Linked DNA regions of Homo sapiens: region 2 is linked to region 1. A link is an interaction called in ENCODE POLR2A ChIA-PET data of the cell type or tissue named here. Cell type or tissue: GM12878. All regions are shown on one strand. Each heading gives the region's core, and the rest is flanking DNA. Links, peaks and the distances in the headings are about the cores only.

What was found. Peaks named below come from ENCODE experiments on the same cell type or tissue, not always from the same donor. Only the 100,000 strongest peaks of a DNase experiment are listed, where the experiment ranks them.
Region 2: POLR2A ChIA-PET joins it to region 1 with 5 read pairs; 4 of 35 experiments call an interaction of 5 or more read pairs at or near these places.

What each region holds. Positions count from the first base shown.
Region 1 is chr17:60,133,230-60,138,935 of GRCh38, forward strand. LOC100996660 (a long non-coding RNA gene) reads right to left here and starts at 2,415. Exons shown (of 3, transcript NR_187530.1): 1 at 1,527-2,415. RefSeq lists enhancers at 2,087-2,146, 2,257-2,356. In GM12878, for the core only: no CTCF peak of the experiment used is centred there; a DNase peak (open chromatin) is centred at 2,532; H3K4me3 peaks cover 1,443 bases; H3K27ac peaks cover 307 bases; H3K27me3 peaks cover 404 bases.
Region 2 is chr17:60,416,090-60,421,795 of GRCh38, forward strand. It overlaps LOC105371850 (a long non-coding RNA gene), which reads right to left and starts at 1,316. Exons shown (of 3, transcript XR_934893.3): 1 at 1,220-1,316. It also overlaps a transcript of USP32 not described here and a transcript of CHCT1 not described here. RefSeq lists silencers at 5,227-5,646, 5,657-5,706. In GM12878, for the core only: no CTCF peak of the experiment used is centred there; no DNase peak of the experiment used is centred there.

The sequences.
Region 1 (5,706 bases), core at 830-4,829:
TATTGCTTATGTGGTATATCTTAATCTATAACAAAGTGACACCCGTGTCAGCCAGCCTACACCCCTGGAAATCAGCCTTCCTTGCTTAGGGCTCCAGCAAGGCTCTCCCCACCCTAGCTGGTCTCCTGGGAAAAAGAGGAATTCAGGCAGCAACAGTCAAGCAAGCAGGTGCTTCAGCAAGCAAGTAATCCATCTCAAGAAGCCGTAACCAGCGATCGTTCAACAATTCTTAGGAGTCTTGTGAAGTCTGCAAGCTCCATAAACGAGGGCTCTTGCATGTCCTCAGGTGAGCTCTGCTTTGTTGTCATCTTATTGAAGTGGACCCACAGCAGCAAGGTGAGCAAAGCCAAAGGAAGCCCCCTGCCTGAGTCTAGCTCAGGTGAACTGACAGTCCAGACAGGACAACCGAGAGGGACCCTGTTTTCATACTGCTATAAAGAGCTGCCCATGGCCAGGCGTGGTGGTGGGCGCCTGAGGCAGGAAAATCACTTCAACCCAGGAGGTGCGGGTTGCAGTAAGCCAGATCACACCACTGCACTCCAGCCTGGGTGACAGAGTGAGACTCTGTCTCAAAAACAAAACAAAACAAAAAGGCCGGGCACGGTGGCTCACATGTGTAATCCCAGCACTTTTGGTGGCCGAGGTGGGCAGATCACTTGAGGTCAGGAGTTGGAGACCAGCCTGGCCAACATGGTGAAACTCCGTCTCTACTAAAAATACAAAAATTAGCTGGGCGTGGTGGTGTGTGCCTGTAATCCCAGCTACTTAGGAGACTGTGTCAGGACAATCGCTTGAACCTGGGAGGTGGGGGTTGCAGTGAGCCGAGATCACGCCACTGCACTCCAGCCTAGGTGACAGAGTGAGACTCCATCTCAAAACAAAACAAAACCAAAAAACTACCCAAGACTGGGTAAGTTAGAAAGGAAAGAGGTTTAATTAACTCACAATTCTGCATGACTAGGGAGGTCTCAGGAAACTTACAATCACGGCAGAAGTGGAAGCAAGGCACCTCTTTCACAAAGCAGCAGAAAGAAGTGTGGAGTGATGGGGGAAGAGCCCCTTATAAAACCATCTGATTTCCTGAGAACTCACACACTATCATGAGAACGGCATGGTGGAAACCACCCCTACGATTCAATTACCTCCACCAGGTCTCTCCTTTGACACGTGGGGATTATGGGGATTACAATTTAAGATGAGACTTGGGTGGGGACACAAAGCACCTAACCATATCAGCCCTAAAGCCATGGCTGGAGAAGGCTCCTGCCAGAAGTCCACCCCGAAGCCCTCAGACTCCACTGTGGCCTTTCCTCACTCTGCTTCCTATCTCCATTTTTCTTTCCCTGAAGGAGGTTGCTCTATCAATGCCTCCCGTGACAACACATGCCCCCTCCTCCCCCACCCCCCAGGCTCAGCGATAAGGAAGCTGGTGCCCTGAATCCCTGCCCCACCCAAGACTCTTTCCTTTTCTTCCCACTTAGTCTACTTGAAACTCCTCTCTGTATTTTTTTAATTAAGTTACCCACCTCAGCTTTGTTTCTCAAAGGCTTTAACTTTTCCGGGAAGAGCTGCAATCGTTTCTTGGCAGGAGTAGTTTCAGGTTTGCATTGCTCTGAAAGAGACTCTCAGAAACACGGGACCTCCATTTTGGTGTCAGCACCGCACGCACCCCCACCCAAGCCAGCACCGTGGCTGGAAAGCTTACGTATAGGATAAGGGATGTGGGTGGAGTGGGAATTGACGTGGAGGATGTTGGAGATCAGATCAACAGATGCTACAAAAAAACCCAACCCCTCCCCACCGAAAGACGGCAATACTCAGGCTAGGAGCCGCTGCACTAGGTGCTAGGGACCCACTGAATTTTCACCAGAGCAGTGGCTTGGTCAGATCTCTATTTCCAGAAACATCGCCCTGGAATCCTTTCCTTGGCGTGGAAGGAGAAGTTGACCCCGAAGAGTTACTCAGTCAAGGGCGACTCATTGCTCCACTCTAAGGTTTCTCTAAGCACAGGGCGGTGGCGAAAGGGAAGGGCTGCAGGGTGGAGTCCGGCACCAAGACCTCCCGGCCCGGCTTCTAGCAGCACACGGACGCTTGAGATGATTTCTTCTGAAAACGGGCAGTGGTTGAAAACCACTGCTTCAAAACACAGACTGGAGGAGTGGTAAATACTAACGAGGAGTTTTAGCAATGGACTCTGTTAACAGAGTCTGGTCGCCTGAGAAGGGCCTCGGAGGACTGGCCAGGTTGGAGAACGATTTCAACTGCGTACTGGACGACACACAGAAGACTGCGGGGAGCCTTAGCCCCTACCCGGCCTGCAGTGCTCTCTGGGGCACACGGCAGCCCCACGACGCCTTTGGGTTTCTTCGAGCGCTACTCGCACGCACCAGCGCCCACACAGCTGCAACGCCAAACGCCCGCCAGCACCTTAGGGCCGCGGGAGTCCCTTCCCCAGGCCCGCCCCACACGCCGGCCTTTTCTGCCGCTTCCCAAGCCGGAGCCAATCAGCGCTCAGCAGCGACCGGCAGGGACGACCAATCGACTTATCCTGCGTTGTGCTAAAGACCTAGAAATCGAGCGTGGTACATTCGATCGACGGAACGTCTGGGCCCTAGTGCTAAGTTGGGTGACTGTTCGGTGGTTGTCTCGGGGGGTTGCAGGAAGATCCTGTTTCCTTGGCGTAGAAGGAGAGGTTGACCCCGAAGAGTTAAGATTCTCGAAGCACACTATTTATCCGTGGCCCTCCTCCTCCTTCGCGGGGTAGCTTGGGGCAAGTCATCTATTCTCTCTAGATCTGTGTTCTGCCTAAAAATTAATGAATGGGACAAAATGGTCTCTACAGTCCCTTGTTTATCCTGGCCCTGCAAATCCAGGATCGCTGCCGTTGTATCTCAGTCTGATGTCGGTGGTCTTGCGCTGGCCGGTGTTCTGAAACTTTGTCGGCAGTAACATGCACTCCAGTCAGTCTCTTCAGTCCAGGACACCATCGCCGGGGAAACTGAGGCATAAGAAAAATAAAAATGAGCATTGTCCATCCACAAATATGTATTGTGCTCCCGTTGTGTATCTGGCACTGCCCTGGTGCTGGGTCCCCTATGAGAAACAGGCATGGTCCTTGTGCCCCTAGTTATAAACTATGTCACTTCCATCAGACTCTGAGATCCCCAGGGAGGAGCTGTACTCTCATCAAGCTGCTCTCATCAGCAGACAGGAAGGAGACAGACTTGTAGGCCTGCATGCTCCTGTGCTCCTCTTGAACTCCCAGCTCAGCCACTGGCTGCCTTTTACCCACAGATCTGAAAGGAGCCAGGGCGGACAGGCTCCAGCAGTACCTCTTTTCTTGAGGAAGCCACCTTCTCCTGGCTGTCCAACCCTGAAAGGACCTTGGAAGTTTGGGGGAGTCCCTCTTGGCACTCTGATTTATCCAGAATGCACCTAATCACCCTCTACACATGCACACCCGCCCCCCCCCCCCCCCCGACACACACTCCTCCAGCCTGATACCCTGCTGGGGTTCTTTTGCAGAGTTTTGTCTTGAGGTCATCAGAGAGGTCGTGCTCCATGGGGCATTGAAGCACCACAGAGAAAAACCCCTGCAAGGCCAGGAAAGCATCTGAGAGGCATCTGAAGTCAGAAGGCCTGTGCCGGAATCCTAGCTGTTTCTGGCAGTGTGGTCTGGGTAATTTAACTTCTACCAGCACCATGTGTATAAATGAACATCATCACAGCACATACCTCACAGATTGCTGAAAGGATTAAATGAAATGATGGATATAACTCACTTGCAGCATGCCTGGCAGAGACATATAGTAAATGGGCAAGAATTGGGAGCTACTGTTATTATTGTGTTATTGTGATTATATTCAGCAGGAAGGAGGCCTCCCAGGCTAGGCGCCAGTCCTTGATGAGAAGGTGCCCACTTTATGTCCTCTCCTGTTTCTAACTCTCCTCTTCTGCCTTCTGTGGTCCCAGCTGAGTGGCTGTACCTCAGCAATATCCAGTTTCCTGCCTCAGAACATGAAGCCCAGATATACAAGCTGAAGGAGGGTGCCACATTTGAGAGGCAAGGGAAGATCAGGCGGGGACCCTGTGCTTCAGAGCTTTGGTCACATCCGCAAGGAGCACAGCAGGCCCTACCAGATAAACAGACAAAATCAGGAGGGCTCCAAGGTGGGACAGAGAAGGAAGATTGTTAAAAATTGAATCTGCTAGACTGGGCGTGGTGGCTCACACCTGTAATCCCAGCACTTTGGGAGGCCGAGGCAGGCGGATCACGTGAAGCCAGGAGTTCGAGACGAGCCTGGCCAACATGGCAAAACCCCATCTGTACTAAAAATACAAAAAATTAGCCAGGCGTGTGGTGCGAGCCTGTAGTCCCAGCTACTCGGGAGGCTGAAGCACAGAATTGCTTGAACCCGGGAGGTGGAGGTTGCAGTGAGCTGAGATCATACCACTGCAGTCTATCCTGGGCAACAGAGCAAGACTCTGTATATTTTAAAAAAAAAGGCAAAAATTGAATCTGCTGTGCCCAACCAAGCCATCAGCTGATCAGCTGTGGGGTCCTGCCCTGAATCATTTACTCCTCACCCTATCTCTGGGACCATCAGGGCAGGCAGGCAGCAGCAGATGTTTTCCAAGCTCTACTGCTCCCAGGCCAGCATGACATCTGCAGTGACCATTTTAACAGGCTGGACACCCTCGTGTCCCCCTACCACTTATCCTTGGCCCACTTGCCACTTGTGCCTTACCCAGTGGGGAGGGAGTGGCAAGGCCTTGGCTCTGGGTTCCACAGGTAGAGTTTTGCAGAGGAGTCCAGTGAACTCATTCTTTACAAAACCTACCCAGGCCTGCTTTCAGCCACCCCTCCTGCTAAGATTATATGTAATATATAATATTATATATAATTTTTTATAGAGACAGGGTCTTCCTCTGTCACCCAGGCTGGAGTACAGTGGCATGAACACAGCTCACTACAGCTGCAAACCCCTGGGCTCAAATGATCCTCCTATCTCAGCTTCTTGAGTAGCTAGGACTACAGGCATGCACCACCAGGCCTAGCTTTTTTTTTTTTTTTTTTTTTTCTGTAGAGATAAGGTCTCACTGTCTTGCTCAGGCTGGTCTGGAACTCCTGGCCAAGCCATCCTCCTGCCTTGTCCTCCCAAAAATGCTGGTATTACAGACATGAGCCACCGTGCCTGGCCAAGAGACTATATATTTTGAGCAGCTGCTGGAAAGCGGGGACTAAGTTCTGGTCTGAGGAGAACTTCCTGGGCGTCCAGGAAAGAAATATCTGACATTGTTGGTGCACAGTGAGTATAGTCCTCACTGGTCACCCAGAGGACAGGGTGTGGCTCCCTCCACAGTGTAGCTCCCTAGCCCCCAAAAGCTGGACCTGGGCTCTCCCCAGTCACCAGAGATCCCTCTCCTTCGTCCCCAACAAAGTGTTTGGCTGGCTGCAGCAACTGTGCAGACCCTGACTAGTGGACATTCCTAAGTACCAGGGGCTCGCCTTGTGTCCCGCCAGGCTGGTCCAGAAGGCTGTTGCGGGCAGGTGGGATAAGAAATTCAGGAAGCTGAAACAGCCAGAAGGTGGAACCTGGCCGGCTCGGGGGAACTGCCTGTGGAATGGCCCAGCGCTGAATGAGTGGAACAGTGGGTGGGCCTTGAAAGCGAACTCAGGAGATGGGGCGTTGTGTATAGGCAAGT
Region 2 (5,706 bases), core at 580-4,579, 280 kb after region 1:
GGCCTCCCAAAGTGCTGGGATTACAGGTGTGACCCACTGCGCCTGGCTTACTCTTGGGTTTCTTACAAAGAAAAGAGGATAGAGGAGAGTTCTTTAGGGTAATACAAGGATTCTACATCACTGGTCAACCCAGAAAGAGAGATGGGCAGATTTCATATCTATGAGGGAAAGCGTAAGCAGTAGATGCTAAGAGTTATTTTCTATGTATGCTTAATTCAGGACATACAACAAGAATTTCGTGAGTTCCATCACATATACTAGGGGATGGAGGTAAAGCATGATGATTATGAAACAGGCGTATGCCATCAAAGAGCATGCCAACCTGCATAAAGAGGGGGGTGGGCAAATTAACAACCCACAACCCCCTCACCTGCCAGATGCCTAAAGTATATGGCACATATTTGGATTAAAAAAAATGTGGTGGAGGGATGACTTTGTTGAATGACTTGATTTGCCCTATAGAGTCATTTTATGCCGACCAATGGAATTTTGAAGAATGCTCCCAAAGGCAATGGATTTTTGTTTTGTCTTAGTTAATGTTGAGCCATTATTCCTGGCTGCTGTTAGGTTCAATTGTCTCTTCAGGCTACTCCCCATGGTTGATAATAAAACCATTATGAGAATAGGGCAGTCATCCAAAGCCTAGGGCTTGCTGAAAGCTCTGGCAGGGAAAATGGTAGTTTGGGATTAGGGAACAGGAAGGGACAGCTAAGCTTTGAGGTACTAACAGTTATTTCCTCCTTCTGAATTGAACTGGGGATATATATACACACACATGCACACACACACATATATTCATGTATTTATATATGTATGTATATATCCAATTCCTTTTTTTTTTTTTTTGAGACAGAGTCTCAATCTGTCACGCAGGTTGGAGTACAGTGGTGTGATCTCGGCTCACTGCAACCTCCCCCTCTTGGGTTCAAGCCATTCTCCTGCCTCAGCCTCCTAAATAGCTGGGATTACAGGTATGCACCACCACACCCAGTTAATTTTTATATTTTTAGTAGAGACTGGTTTTAACCGTGTTGGCCAGGCTGGTCTCGAACTCCTGACCTCAGGTGATCCACCCACCTCAGCCTCCCAAAGTGCTGGGATTACAGGTGTGAACCACTGTGCCCAGCAAATTTCTTTCTTTCTTTCTTTTTATTTTAACTGTATTTTCTTCCAGTCTTGATCCATATTTGTGTCCACTTATGAAGTGTAGCATACATACCCTTTTATGTTCTGTATTTTTGGTGGGGAGTCTCTCTATGTTGCCCATGCTGGTCTCTAACTCCTAGGCTCAAAAGATCCTCTTGCCTTGGCCTCCCAAAGTGCTGAGAATACAAGCATAAGCCACATGCCCAGCTGATTTTTAATTTTTTTTTTTTTTTTTGTGACAGAGTCTCGCTCTTGTCGCCCAGGCTGGAGTGCAGTGCCATGATCTCGGCTCACTACAACATCTGCCTCCCAGGTTCAAGCGTTTCTCCTGCCTCAGCCTCCTGAGTAGCTGGGATTACAGGTGCCTGCCACCACACCCAGCTAATTTTTGTATTTTTAGTAAAGACAGGATTTCGCCATGTTGGCCAGGCTGGTCTCGAACTCCTGACCTCAAGTGATCCGCCTGCCTCAGCCTCCCAAAGTGTGCTGGGATTACAGGCTTGAGCCATTGTGCCCAGCCTGATTTTTAAAATTTTTATGTATTTATTTATTTTTATTTTTATTTTTATTTTGAGACAGAGTCTTGCTGTGTCGCCCAGGCTGGAGGGCAGTGGCACAATCGAAGCTCACTGCAACCTCTGCCTCCTGGGTTCAAGCGATTCTCCTGCCTCAGCCTCCTGAGTAGCTGGGGCTACAGGCGTCCACCACCACGTCCGGCTAATCTTTTTTTTTTTTTTTTTGAGACGGAGTTTCACTCTTGTTACCCAGGCTGGAGTGCAATGGCACGATCTCGGCTCACCACAACCTCTGCCTCCCAGGTTCAAGCGATTCTCCTGCCTCAGCCTCCCTAGTAGCTGGGATTATAGGCATGTGCTACCACGCCCAGCTAATTTTGTATTTTTAGTAGAGACGGGGTTTCTCCATGTCAGTCAGGCTGGTCTCAAACTCCCGACCTCAGGTGATCTGCCTGCCTCAGCCTCCCAAAGTGCTGGGATTACAGGCGTGAGACCCCTCGCCTGGCTAATTTTTGTATTTTTAGTAGAGACAGCATTTCACCATCTTGGCCAGGCTAGTCTCAAACTCCTGACCTCAGGCAATCCACCCGCTTTGGCCTCCCAAAGTGCTGGGATTACAGGTGTGAGCCACCGTGCCTGGCCTCTGTTTTTTTTTTTTTTTTTTTTACTATTAACTTTTCCTTTTTTGTATTCTACTGCATCTTCTCAGAATTGTGTTCTGTCACCAAAAGCAGTTTCAACAAAAGCAAAAAGTGACTAATGGGATCTAATTAAACTAAAGAGCTTCTGCACAGCAAAATAAATTATCAATAGAGTAAACAGACAACCTACAAAATGGGAGAAAAATTTTGCAAACTATGCATCCTACAAAGGTCTAATATCCAGCATCTGAAAGGAACTTAAATACATTTACAAGAATAAAAACAAACAACCCCATTAAAAAGCCATCAAAGGACATGAACAGACACTTTTCAAAAGAAAATATACATGCAACCAATAAGCATATGAAAAAAAGCTCAACATCACTGGTCATTAAAGAAATGCAAATCAAAACCACAGTGAGATACCACCTCACACCAGTCAGAATGATGATGATTAAAAAGTCAAAAAATAACAAATGCTGGCAAGGTTGCAGAGAAAAAGAAACACTTCTACACTGTTGGTAGGAGTGTAAATTAGTTCAACCATAGCGGAAAGTAGTGTGGTGAATCCTCAAAGAGCTAAAAACAGAACTACCATTCAACCCAGCAATCCTGTTACTGGATATATACCCAAAGGAATATAAATCATTCTACCATAAAGACACATGCACTCGTATATTTATTACAGCACTATTCACAATAGCAAAGACATGGAATCAACCTAAATGCCCATCAATGGTAGACTGAATAAAGAAAATGTGGTAATATCCATCATGGAATACTATACAGCCATAAAAAAGAACGAGATCATGTCCCTTGCAGGAACATTGATGGAGCTGAAGGCCATTATCCTTAGAAAACTAACATAGGAACAGAAAACCAAATACCGCATGTTCTCACTTATAAGTAGGAGCTAAATGATGAGAACACATGAACACGTAGAGGGGAACAACACACACTGGGGCCTACCAGAGAGTGGAGGGTGGGAGAAGTGAGAGGATCAGGAAAAATAACTAATGGGTACTAGGCTTAATACCTGGGTAACAAAATAATCTGTGCAACAGGCTGGGCACGGTGGCTCATGCCTGTAATCCCAGCACTTTGGGAGGCTGAGGTGGATCACGAGGTCAGGAGATGGAGGCCATCCTGGCTAACACAGTGAAACCCCGTCTCTACTAGAAATACAAAAAAATTAGCCGGGCGTGGTGGCAGGGGCCTGTAGTCCCAGCTACTCGGGAGGCTGAGGCAAGAGAATGGCGTGAACCCGGGAGGCGGAGCTTGCAGTGAGCAGAGATGGCGCCACTGCATTCCAGCCTGGGTGACACAGCGAGACACCATCTCAAAAAAAAAAAAAAAATTCTGTGCAACAAACCCCCATGACACAGGTTTATCTATATAACAAACCTGCAACTCAAGGTTAAAAAAAATTATTATTATTATTATTATTATTATTATTATTATTATTATTATTTTATTATTATTATTTGAGTCGGAGTCTTGCTCTGTTGCTCTAGCTGGAGTGCAGGGGCATGGTCTTGGCTCACTGCAACCTCTGCCTCCCGAGTTCAAGCGATTCTCCTGCCTCAGCCTCCTGAGTAGCTGGGATTACAGGCATGCACCACCGCGCCTGGCTAATTTTTGTATTTTTAGTATTTTTATTTTTATTTTATTTATTTTGTTTATTTTATTTTATTTTATTTTATTTGTTTTGTTTTATTTTATTTATTTTGTTTTACTTTATTTTATTTTGTATTTTTAGTAGAGACTAAAAATAGTAGAGAGTTTTAGTAGAGGGTTTTGCCATGTTGGCCAGGCTGGTCTCAAACTCCTGATCTCAGGTGACCCACCCACCTCGGCCTCTCAAACTGCTGCGATTATAGGTGTGAGCCACCGCACCCGGCAGAATTATGTTGTTTTAAAACTTAGCATTATATAATGTTTTTAATGATGTTATTTAATCCTTATGAGTAGATTTTTAAAAAAGACTCTTTCCTGGCCGGACGCGGTGGCTCACGCCTGTAATCCTAGCACTTTGGGAGGCTGAGGCAAGCAGATCACCTGAAGTCGGGAGTTAGACACCAGCGTGACCAACATGGAGAAACCCCGTCTTTACTAAAAATACAAAATTAGCCAGACGCGGTGGCACAAGCCTGTAATCCCAGCTACTCGGGAGGCTGAGGCAGGAGAATGGCTTGAACCCGAGAGGCGGAAGTTGCAGTGAGCCGAGATCACGCCATTGCTCCAGCCTGGGCAATAAGAGCAAAACTCCGTCTCAAAAACAAACAACAAACAAACAAACAAAAAAACCTCTTTCCTGACTGTAAAAGTAAAGCATAATTGTTATTGTTAAAAATACAGATAATATGTGAAGAAAGTGAAAAATTACCTTTGATATTTTGAAGTGTATCCTTCAAGACTTTTTTCTATGCATATATAAATATATATGTACAAAAATGGAATCATACCTTTTAGTTCCTGTTTTCCATGTCAATAGATATATAGTGACATATTTCATGTTTTTATGAATATACCATGATTTATGTATTCTATTAGTGACACTGCAATTGTTTCCAAATTGTCACTATTGTAACAGTCCTCATCATCTTCTCTCCTTAGGACTAATTCCTCCTATAAGTAGAATTGGTGAGTCACAGAGCATGCACATTTAAACACTTTAAAATACATTGTTTACCAATCTCACTGCCAGTAGGAACGTATGTAAAGGTTCCTTTCCCCTTGCTCTTGCCAATATAATTATCCTTCTTAATACTCGCAAAATAATCTGGAATTAATGATCAGAAAACAGACCTTCCATCTTGGAGGCGGATAAGTGGAAGGTTTATTCCTCCCCTTACAACAACAACAACGACAACAATAACAACAAGACGTTTGCTGAACATGCTGGCATAGAGGACAAGTTAAAAAGTTTCTGGACTCAAAGGGTGCTCCTCCAAAGCTCCGGGCCTCCGGGCTACCCCTACTTGAAGCCGCTATGCCCCTCTCCTGTGCCCGAGGTGGCCGCTGGGTGGCAGGGGAGGCCCGGGCCGACGGCGGTCCCACCGCACTGTCGCGAAGGCAGGCGAAGAACAGGGCCACACTGAGTGGGGACAACTGGGCCCGGGCCCAGAGGACACGAAGGAAGGTCCGGGAGAAGGAATTCCTAGTTTCAGGGAAGAAAAGGTGGCTCGAGTGAGGAAACTGCGGGGGCAACGGTCTCTCGTCGCCGGGACCCCGCCGTGTGCCGCCCAGGGACGCGAGGGGGCGCTGCTGCCGCGCCAGGGGCGAGGGTCCCGGGGCCTCCTGAGCACCTCCCGGCCCTGCCCGGCCAACTCAGACTACACCCGGACTCTGCCCACCGCGTTTCCGCCCTCGGCCTCGGGTCCCTGGAGGGCTCGCGGGTAGGA